Regions from separate parts of the Homo sapiens genome. Here region 1 is linked to region 2. The links are chromatin loops, found by intact Hi-C in ENCODE. Cell type or tissue: GM12878. All regions are shown on one strand. Each heading gives the region's core, and the rest is flanking DNA. Links, peaks and the distances in the headings are about the cores only.

What was found. A loop is a pair of places that touch in the nucleus more often than their neighbours do. Peaks named below come from ENCODE experiments on the same cell type or tissue, not always from the same donor. Only the 100,000 strongest peaks of a DNase experiment are listed, where the experiment ranks them.
Region 1: it touches region 2 in a loop (4-fold over the local background); 1 of 110 quality-filtered maps calls a loop at or near these places.

The regions. Positions count from the first base shown.
Region 1 is chr2:7,050,198-7,055,578 of GRCh38, forward strand. It overlaps a transcript of RNF144A not described here. Among named protein-coding and RNA genes, the nearest start is that of GRASLND, 130 kb to the left of the region's middle. In GM12878, for the core only: no CTCF peak of the experiment used is centred there; a DNase peak (open chromatin) is centred at 2,384; H3K4me3 peaks cover 343 bases.
Region 2 is chr2:6,354,165-6,359,545 of GRCh38, forward strand. No RefSeq gene overlaps it. Among named protein-coding and RNA genes, the nearest start is that of LINC01247, 19 kb to the right of the region's middle. In GM12878, for the core only: a CTCF peak has its summit at 2,416; no DNase peak of the experiment used is centred there; H3K27ac peaks cover 696 bases.

The DNA.
Region 1 (5,381 bases), core at 166-5,165, 700 kb after region 2:
CAGGGTGGCGCCAGGTGGAGATAATTGAACCATGGTGGTGGTTTCCCCATATTGTTCTCGTGGTAGTGAATAAGTCTCAGGAGATCTTATGGTTTTATAAATGGGAGTTCCCCTACGCAAGCTCTCTTGCCTGCCGCCAAGTAAGACATGACTTTGCTCCTCCTTCACCTTCTGCCATGATTGTGGGTCCTCCCCAGCCATGTGGAACTGTGAGTCAGTTAAACCTTTTTTCCTTATAAATGCCTCAGCCTTGGGTATGTCTTTATTAGCAGAGTGAGAACAGACTAATGCAGGTCCTCTTCAGTCTCTCGTGGACACACCTGGGGCCTCCTAAAGTATCTTCTGCTCCCAGCCTCCTCCCTTCTCACCATTCTGTTCCTGGGGCATTCTCTGTTTCCATCTTGTGATGCTTCTGTTGAAAACCATTGAGAGCCTTCTGCTTCCTGTGTCGTTAAATCCAAATTCTTCACCGTTGCCTATATTTCAGTAGCATAAATTCTCTCATATACCTTTAAGGGAATGGAGAGCAACAGTCTTTTGAAAGACAAGCAGATTCTTGGCTCCCTCACTGGCCTCCATGGGGAAGACTTAGGACTCTGTATACCAGCATTGGAGGGGAATGTCGAAGGGAACGGGAGCTCCCAAGGGAGGAAGTGCTGGAATCCCAGTGCTGTCAGGACCACTCAGACCCCGTCTATATTTATAAACAAGGAGAAGCTCAGTGAGGCAGAATGCCTCGGGTGCAGTCTTGAAGCTAGTTCCTGGCAGGGCTTGGACTGAAGTTTAGATCCTCCCTTTTCTTCATCAGTGCCTTGGTACCACACCACACAGACCAATGCAAATGCACGGAGACATCACAGTCTAGTGCGGCAGGCCGGAAGGTGATGATCACACTCCACAGGTGGTAGCAGAGAGGAGCTCCACCCCCTGCAGGAGAAGTCAGAGCAAATTTCTGGAGGAGACGGAATTGGGGTCGGGGATGGAGAGAGCAGGGGGTTGCTCAGAGCACAGATTGGGAGGGAATGCCACCACACAAACACACCCATGCAAGTAAAGCCGCAGACGCCCCAAGAGAGCTTGGCAAACCTTCAGTGCAGAGCTGAGCTCCAGTAGGGTGAGGGGATTGGAGGTGGAGCAGGTGGACGGGGTAGAGCGGTAAGGGACAGAGGGGATGCACTTTTTAAGGTTTAAGCCAGGCTGGAGGATTTCAGGTTAAGGTTGGTGCTGACACAATAAGATATGGGATTTGCCTACGCCACGGTAGCTGCATGTAGGGGAGCTTGGATGCAGAGGATGAGGGCCAGGACATGAGGTTAGGAAGCCGCCAAAAGGAGCAGCGAAGAGGAGATGGGGGTCTATGCCCAGCCTGTGGAGTGGAAAGTAACAAGTATCAGTAAAAAGACAGTTGAGGGCAGGCACAGTGGCTCACGCCTGTAATCCCAGCACTTTGGGAGGCCAAGGCGGGTGGATGACCTGAGATCAGGAGTTTGAGACCAGCCTGGCCAACATGGTGAAATGTCATCTCTACTAAAGATACAAAAATTAGCTGGGCATGGCGGTGGGTGCCTGTAATCCCAGCTACTTGGGAGGCTGAGGCAGGAGAATCGCTTGAATCCAAGAGTGTGGCTCCCAGATGAAGATGTTCTGCCCTGGCTGCTCCACTCCGGTCTGGTCTGGCTGCTTCAACCTCATGGGATCTTCCTGAGCTTAGTGCTGACTTCCAAGAGTATCAATGAATCCCCCAGTATTCAGAATAACCCAAGGACACCCTCACCCAGGTATGCCCAATTCTCACTCATATTACTCCTCCCTTAGTCCATCTTAATTAGAATGCCTAATTGGAAGTAACATAAATACCTCCAAAATGCCCTATTGCCTCTGTAGCTGTGCCCTGGAGAGAGGAACTCATAAGTTAACAGTCCGTGGTGTCACTCAGAAAGCAGGTGGTTTATACCTTGGCATCACCTCACCTTGATTCTGAACCAGAAAAAAAACAAAACGCTGGCCGTGGCAAACATGAGAAAAGGCTGAGATGATGAGAAACCTTTTTCCTTTCTTCTGTGGTGCTTCACTCCACCTGGGAGCTCACTGCCTAGCATCTAACATGAGGAGCCCCGGCACTTTTCATTTTCTAGTCCTCACAAAAGTGCTACAAATAAATATTATTTTGTGCCCATTTTATAGATCAGAAAACCTAAGTCTCAGTTAAGTTCACCTGCTCACAATGAAAATTAGTGACCCATGAAGCCAGAATATGAGCTGTCCTGTGGCCTCCAAGGATGGTTCTCTCCACTGAATCATTGTGTTGGCTAGTGCCTCTTCTGAAACAGGGCTCTGTAGAGGCAGCGAGGGGTCATTATTTTAAGAGAGAAGCTCAATGTGGTTTAGAAAATGTGTTCTGAGCCTCACCCATGCATGCATCCACCCAGGCTCCCCAGGGACTCTTGCAGTCTGTCCCCAGTCCTGTGTTTCAGAAGGGAAGACTCTGGCTGTGACCCCCATGCTGAGAGCATGTTTTAGGTTTCTGTTGTAACATGGGGTGGGGGGGAATCACTCGTTTACCGAGGACCTTCCTGTTCTCTGGAAATGCTCAGCTTGTATATGAAACAGAAGGATTCCTGCACAGGAGCCCCCCTTTCCAACACACACACACACACACACACACCATTTGCATATGTAATATTTAGGCAAAGCTGGGAAGTTTCCTTTATTTCGCTTTACAATATTTATTTCATCATTTGTCTTCTTTCTCCTGCACTGCATTAAGTATCTCTTGAAAATGACTTCTGTGAAATACTTCCATATGTGTTTAAACTTCTACAACATAATTTTTCAGTTCTTAGTGAAATTGTGAAAGTCAGTTTAGATATTTGCAACTGGTGATAAATTATTTTATTTGATTCCCATGTTATTTTCTTCTCTGGCTGGTATATAATATAAGAGTTGGAAGGAATCGCAATAGGCATCTATCTACCGTTTCTAAAAATGTGGTTTTAGACCAGAAGCATGAGCATTGCCTGAGAATTAGTCGTAAATGTAGACTCTCAGCCCCACCTCAGACCGAGTCAGAACCTGGATTTTCAGAAGATCCCCAGGTGACCAGGATGCACATTATATTAGTTGTTTATTACTGTATAACAAATTAGAAAAAATGTAGTACCTTTAAATATGTTTATCTCCCAGTTTCCATGGGTCTGAGTTCTCTACTCAGGGTCTCACAAGGCTAAAAAGATGTCAGCTGGGCTGTGTTTTCATCTGGAGGCTCAATGGGGGAATTATCGGTTTTCAAGTTCTTTCCATTTGTTGGCAGAATTTATTTCATTCTGTGTGACTGTGATCTCAATTTTTTGTTGTCATCTGGAGGCCACCCTTGAGTGTTGGAGACTGCCTACAGTTCCATGCCATGTGGGTTTCCTTAACATGGATGCTTATTCATCAAATCAGCAAAGAAAATTTATTTCTAGTGTATGATAGCAAGGTAAAGGACTATTTGTTTTTGTGTATATGTATACATTTGTAAGGTACATGGATATGCTTTGGTTAAGAATTAGGCTGAGCAGATACCCAGACCTGCCAGACTCAGCAGGATTGGTGCACAGGTGCACACCTCCACTTGTTATATAACCTGTTTGTGTAAGCTCATACTTGGCTGGGAGCCACTGTCATTTGAGAAAGATATAACTGCCCTGCCGATGCCATACAGGTGCTCTTGGGCATGGCTTGACATGGCTGTTGTGCAGGCACTGGTGCCCAGAGAGAGAAGCAGAGCTTGTCCATCTTGTAGACAGACAGGAGCCAGTGCACAGCTCAGCATGGCATGGCATGGCTTGTGCTTGTGGCCAGAGAGAATCAGCTAAGCTGCTGACCCTGAAGGCAGGGGAGAGCCGGCTGCTGCTAACCCTGAAGGCAGGGGAGAGCCAGCTGCGCAGTTGCTTGTGGGAGTGGCCAGCTCAAGCAGCTGAGACAAGGCAGACAGTGTGAGAAAGCAGCTGATGAGAGAACAGTGTGAGAGAGCTGTTAATGAGAGACAGCCGCTGAATAAAACAACATTTCGCCTGCCTACGGCCCCGCAAGTGTTCTTTCAGCCATCACCCACTACCCTGGACATAACATTCATATCATACATGCACACACATACATATACATACATATGTACATATACACAGAGATATATAATCATAGGAGTGACATCTTTGCCTTGGTGAGAAGTTGCAAGTCTTGCCCACACTCAGGTAAGGGAATTATATAGGGTATGGGACACAAGAGCTACCCTAGGATTTTTCTGTCATGCAAGTTAAAGTCTGAGAAATATTGGGCAAATCCAATCTGTTGCCAAATCCCTCATAGGTGCTAGTACCTAAAGCTTTGTGCCACGGTCTGAATGTATGTGTTTCCCCCAAATTTATATGTTGGGACATAAGACTCACTGTGATAGTATGAAGGGCTCAAGGGAAGTAGCTAGCCCTTTTTGCCTTCCGTCTTTTCCACCATGAGAGGACCACAGCAAGGGGCACCATCTTGGAGGCAGAGAGCTGTCCTCACCAGAACCACACCTGCCAGTGCCTTGATCTTGGACTTCCCAGCCTCCAGAAATAAATTTCTGTTCTTATCAATTACCCAGTCTAAGGTATTTTGTTATAGCCGTACAAGCAGACTAAGACACTTTGCTTCTGTACCAATTTTCCTAAGTGACACACATTGGTTTCTTGCTCCCCTCATTTGATTTTTAACCACTGTCCCTAGCTCCTACACCACTGTTCCACCCAAACCTCTCCTGCTGAAGCCACTAGTGACTTCTCTGCCACCATGCCCTGCAGTTGCTTTACTCTTCCTGATGGCTTCTCATCAGCATTGACAGGCTGGCACCTCCTCTTTGAAATGCTCTCCCTTCCTTTACTGTCCTGTAGCTCTCACTCTCCCAGTTTCCTTCCCACCTTTCTGGCAATTTTTTTCTCAGCCTGCTTTGTGCCTTCTCTTCTCTTCTAAGCTTTGCAAATGATGGAATTATTCAATCCTGAGCCTTGTAGCTCTTCTCAGTAAGCTTTCTTTTCCAGGCAATGCCCCCAACCTACCCAGCTGAAACTGTTTCTCTGAGCTGCAGTTTCACACACTGAATGGTTCATGCTCAGTATTGCATCTTGATTTGGTCTCAAAAGTTCTTAAAATTACACCTGCTCCCAAATTAATGTTTGAAACCATTATACCACCTTTAGCCTACTCCTTCCCTGCAGCTCCATAACTTAGTACTGACACCGCCATCCTCTCCACTGTTCCTTCTCAAAACCATTCTTGACACTGACCTCTTTAGCACTCACACATCTAATCTTTCACTAAGTTTTCAATTTTACCCCTAAATACCTCCCCAGCATGTTTATATCTTA
Region 2 (5,381 bases), core at 90-5,089:
CATAATGTCCTCAGCGATTTACAGAGTTAACTTGAATCTCTGTGACACCGAGGCTCCTTTAATCATAAAGTCAGAGTGAGATGATTGGACCTCTCAAAAGTACAAATGTTGCGAGTCTGCTTTGAATAAAATATACCTTCGATAGTTTCCATTTAATATAATATTACATTCAAGAATTAAGAGACTCCTGAATAATTTATCATTTTGCAAGTATAAGTGATCACTAATAATATTGCATTGTTATTTATTAACATTTATGCCCACCACAATTCTATTATGTAAATAATATAACAGATTATCCAACTATATGTTTAATACTGTGGGTATATATTACTAATAGCTGAGCATAATATGACTTGATGCACAGTGAGGAATGAAGATGAATGAGAATTCCAGCCTAGGGAATGTTTTATGGATGAAATGTACATTAGATATTTTGAGGGAGATGTCTAGGCAATATCAACACTGGATTTTGTTTTCCCGGGACAGGATTAGAAAACAAAGCCTGACTTGTATGACAGTCATAACCAGTTCTGAAAATGCACAAAAGCACTATTAAGGCCAAGTATGGACTCTAGATCATCAATGCTACCTAGTTGTCATTCATTCATTCAGTCATTCATTCGTTCACTTAGGACATGCTTATTTGTCATAGGCTGGTCATTAAGAATATAACAATCACCAAAAAAAGATACTATCAGCCAGGTGTGGTGGCTCATGCCTATAATCCCAGCACTTTGGGAGGCAAAGGAGGGCAGGTCACCTGAGGTCAGGAGTTCAAGACCAGCCTGGCCAACATGGTGAAAGCCTGTCTCTACTAAAAATACCAAAAAATTAGCCGGGCGTGGTGGGAGGCGCCTGTAATCCCAGCTACTCTGGAGGCTGAGACAGGAGAATTACTTGTACCCAGGAGGCAGAGGTTGCAATGAGCCAATATTGTGCCATTGCACTACAGCCTGGGCAATAAGAGCAAAACTCCATCTAAAAAAAACCAAAAAAACAAAAAAAAGATATTATCACCAACAAATACTCAACAAAAAAACCCTTACACAACTAAGGAGAAAATCCCCCACTGCAATGAGGAAAATGAAGAAAGTGTTCAGGGGAATTGTGGAAGTTCCATTTAAAAAAATTGCAGAAGTTCAGTGTATAAGCTGAAATGTGAAGGATGGCTAGAGATGAATTATCAAAGAATTAGGGATGACATGTTCTAGGCCTGGGGTTGGACACAGTATTCCTTATTTTTATGAGGTAGATTCAGACAGATGTGTTCAAATACTACTTATTATCTTTGTCATATTAGACACCTATTAGCTTTGTCATATTAGAAATATACTTAGCCTGTTAGCGTTTCAAGTTCCAAATATCTAAAACAAGGTTAATAATTACAATCTTAAAAAACATCACAGAGCTTTAAAGAAAAAAAGATGTGTAAATTTCCCTACTATAACGTCTGCACATAGTAGGTACCCACATAATAAATGCTGATTACATATATTACCTTTACTTCCTCATTTTTACTTAACGGGATCCTACCCCTACCTCACTCCACATTCTCCTTGACTCTATCTTCTCACATAAACTACATGTATCACATTTTTCTGAATGTAAGATAGGGAAATTTCTATTATCTCCTCTTTTTGGGGGTTTCAGATTAATCTAAAAAAAGGCTTGATAACAACAAAAATTCTTGACTTAAAGAGAAATTCATTGATGTTAATTACAACACAGGACACAATCCCACCTCCCTTGGTGCAAATAAATCCTCCCTGAGGTTTGTGATGAAGTCTGCCTGCAGTATTTCCTCTGCAGCAGTGGAGATCTATGCCAAGTGAGAGGGAATTTTCCCATGTGCTTCTCTCTCCTGGCCATTCATCACCTAAAGGATCCTCTCCAAGCTTCCAAGGGGCTGATTGAGGGCCTGGGGGAAGGTGCATCTACCCAGTGTGGGCCTCCATCCAGTGGTGTCTGATAGCCCTGGGCCAACTGCCCCCATCTGGTCCTCGGCCTGCTGACTGGAGGGAAGTGCTTCACCAGGATAGAGTCTCAATGATTTAGGATGATCAGAGTCATACTCACTCAAATCCCAGTTGTAATAAGGGGGCCACTTTCCTCCAGCCCTGCCCCAGCCTCTGAGTGTGAAAGCAGGTTCTCCTTCTCCCTAGGGCACATCCCCCTGGGGGCCCCTGCCAGACCTGCCGTGTCAGGCGGACTCCATTAACCCTGGTGGTCAAGAACTTCATCAGAGTCTGAGCCAGGGGAGAGCCAGCCTTGGAAGCTGCCTGGCAGCGAGCCCAACCCCCCAAGAGCTGCAGAGACCCCCATAGAGCCAAGACTGAGAAAATTGGACACAACGAAGAGTGAGCCTGGGTTCTTTTGCCTTTGATTTGATGGAGAAGGACATCTGCTGGCAGGAAATCAAACTCAGTATTATAGATTTCTCTTTACAGAATTTGGAACATACCAAACCAAAGCATGTCACACAGTTGGATGGCCTCTCGCTGCTTGGGAGGAAAAAATGAGGGGGCTTTGGATGACCCAGAAAAAAGGGTTGACCTCCAGGCTGCTCCATTATAGTAAAAAGTGATTTTGATGAAGGCAGACTCTGCAGGTCAGAAGGGGCACTTGTCCTGGTACTGCATCCTCAAGTGCTTCAAAATGTTATAACTTGATTCATGACTTTTTCAGCTCTTTTTGCTGTACTTTTCCAGTACTTAATATAGTATATTTAAACTTTAAATAATACGGTTGCTTCCTGCCATCACTTTTCTCCTATTCAGACACTGGTGCTATCCCATTGTTCTCCGTGTTCCTTCTTGGATCTAGAGCGGCTCCTACTTATAATGAGGCATAATTGGTGTCACGTGTCTTCAGGCACACGCAGGCTGCACATGTGCAAGAAAAATAGTTCTCACAGCAATCCTCTCCTCTGCGTTCATTCCTCATCATTTGCTTAAGGGAAATCATGCCCTAAACCAGGTCTGAGGGAAACCTAGGAGAGATGTTGCATCTATTTTGGCAAAAACTCAACTGTTTTATGGAGACAGCCAGGCAGTCATTTTCCAACACAAGCCCAGGTATGGCCCACACCATCAGCCTCTCCTGTTTCTCACCCAAGGACCGCCTTGCCTGTCGACTTTCAGTCTGTGTCCCTGAAATATCTTCCCCTCCCCCAAACCATTTCCATTTGGCCTGGCCAGGCACTTGGCATTGTCTACTCAAATGTGCTGACACTCAGCGATTCCCTCAGGTTTCAGCCACTCTGATTTCTGTATGCCTTGAAGTCATTTATGAGAACGTCTAAAATGTTATAATATTTATGAAAATATTTTATACAAATTGTAATATTCTCTCTTTTCTGATTTCCAGATAGTCACGGTTGTCTGTCCTCTTCTCTTTAGCCCCGCGCCAGGTATCCCCCTTGAGACTGCACTTCTCCTCCTGAGCCAAAATGCTTGCATATTCCCATGGGTCCTTCAAATAGTGGGGATTTCTGAGAAACCAAACAAATTGATGTAGTAGCTTGAGTATGGGAGCCAGGACAGGGTTGTCCAGGGAAAGGAGGGAATTATAAAATGCTGATGCTGTGCTCTAATGCTTGAGCCCCTCCAAAATGCACATAGAAACCAAATCGCTCTTTGGTGGTGCTAAGAGGGGAGGGCTTAAGGAGGTGATGAGGTCCTGAATTCTACTCTCATGAATAGAATTCTATTCTCATGAAGAGAATTAGCGCCCTTGTAAAAGGGGTTGCAGGGAGCCGCCTTGTCTCTTCCACCACATGAGGACATAGCAAGAAGGCACTGTCTAGGAAGCAGTTTCTTAGCTTAGATTCCCAGAGTCCGAGAAGACTTAGCACAACCTTAGGGAGCAAGATTGAGGGAAGAAAAGAGGGCAGCAGAAGAGAAGACGTCAGGATGAAGGTGCACTATGAAGCTGGAAGCCACTGAGTGCAGGCAGGTTGCCAGGTGCCTGGGGAAACTGACGCTCTGGGAATTGTTTCTCAGCACATTCCTTTTCAAAGAGAATAAAGGAAGAGTTTATCCATCAGATATATGTAGCCCCCCATTTCCGGGTTGTGCACTTGTAGCCCCTCACTTCTGGGTTGTGCTAAGCAAGGATATTTTTGGCGTGCCAAAATTGCAGCATCAAGAAGGAAGCCGAAGGCAGGAGGTGAGAGGCTAACGCATCCAAGAGGTGGGATTCTCTCAGGAACACACACATAAGCTCCGTGATGGAGCCAAAGCAGGGACTTCTGTCGATTCCTCCCTTGTGATGGAAACTGCAGCCCTGATAGCACACTGCAAGAGTTGCTCAGGTCAAAGGGCGCATCCCCCAATGTGCACCGGGGCAGCATGTGACTGCCGGACAGTGGCTATGCTACAGTAAACTCTGGCTCAGCCTGGCCCTCTCTTTCCTACCCAGTTCCTTCCTTGTCAACACTGCCAGTACCTTCCCCCTGTCAACCAGGTTAGCACAGAAACTGTGATGAGCACTTCATGCTTTGTTTCTGTCTTCAGTAAGTTTTACGTCATGTCATTCACAATATGAGGGAGTGTATAACCAATAAAGATGCCAAGACAATCCGTCCTAAGTGCAAACTGCCTGGCACAGGAGTCAGACTGAAAGCATTCCATATGGGCTAAGGAACTCATCAGGAGGAGGGAAATAAATCCGAGAGTTCCTGTTCCCTCTAACACCGATCAGTCTAGAATCCCAGAAGGCAAAGGGCAAACTGTGTCCCTCCCGTGCATTTTTGCACTCTGTGTATTTTTTTCAAAATATTCATTTCTGATAGTTTAATACCTAAAGATGATTTCATTTATTGCAGTGCCTATAAGCAATATCAGAAAAGCACAACCTGACCTTTTTAAAATAATTTTATCTCTGGGCTATGTGATGTGGAAATGAAAGGAAAGCTCATTCCAGAATATAGGAGAAATAGGTAAGACTACTGTCCTTTTGGTGTAACCATATGGCTTTGTCAGTCACACAGTCTGATGACGTCAGCGCATTTCATCTGAGTACCCAGTGATGTGTCGTGTTACCTCTGGCCACCAGACAAACATCCCTGGCCACACAGGGCTGACACAAACTTCCACTCTGGGCTCAAGGTAGACGCCCTCCATTGCCCTCCATTCTAAGGATGAAGAGGTTTGGAATTCAGGGATAAACTGGAAGCATGAAAAATAAGCAGCTGGAGGGAGCCCCGTCAATGAAGAAAGAGTTAGCCCTGGGTGGGGGTGGGAATAAGAGTTTCAGGCACCCTCATCTTATAGACAGGCACCACAACAAATTCTCCGAATTTGCATTGCAGTTCTTCAAAGGATTCCTCCAGTGATATCAGAGTTAGAAGGTTTTCAGTCTGATGAATGGGGAATATA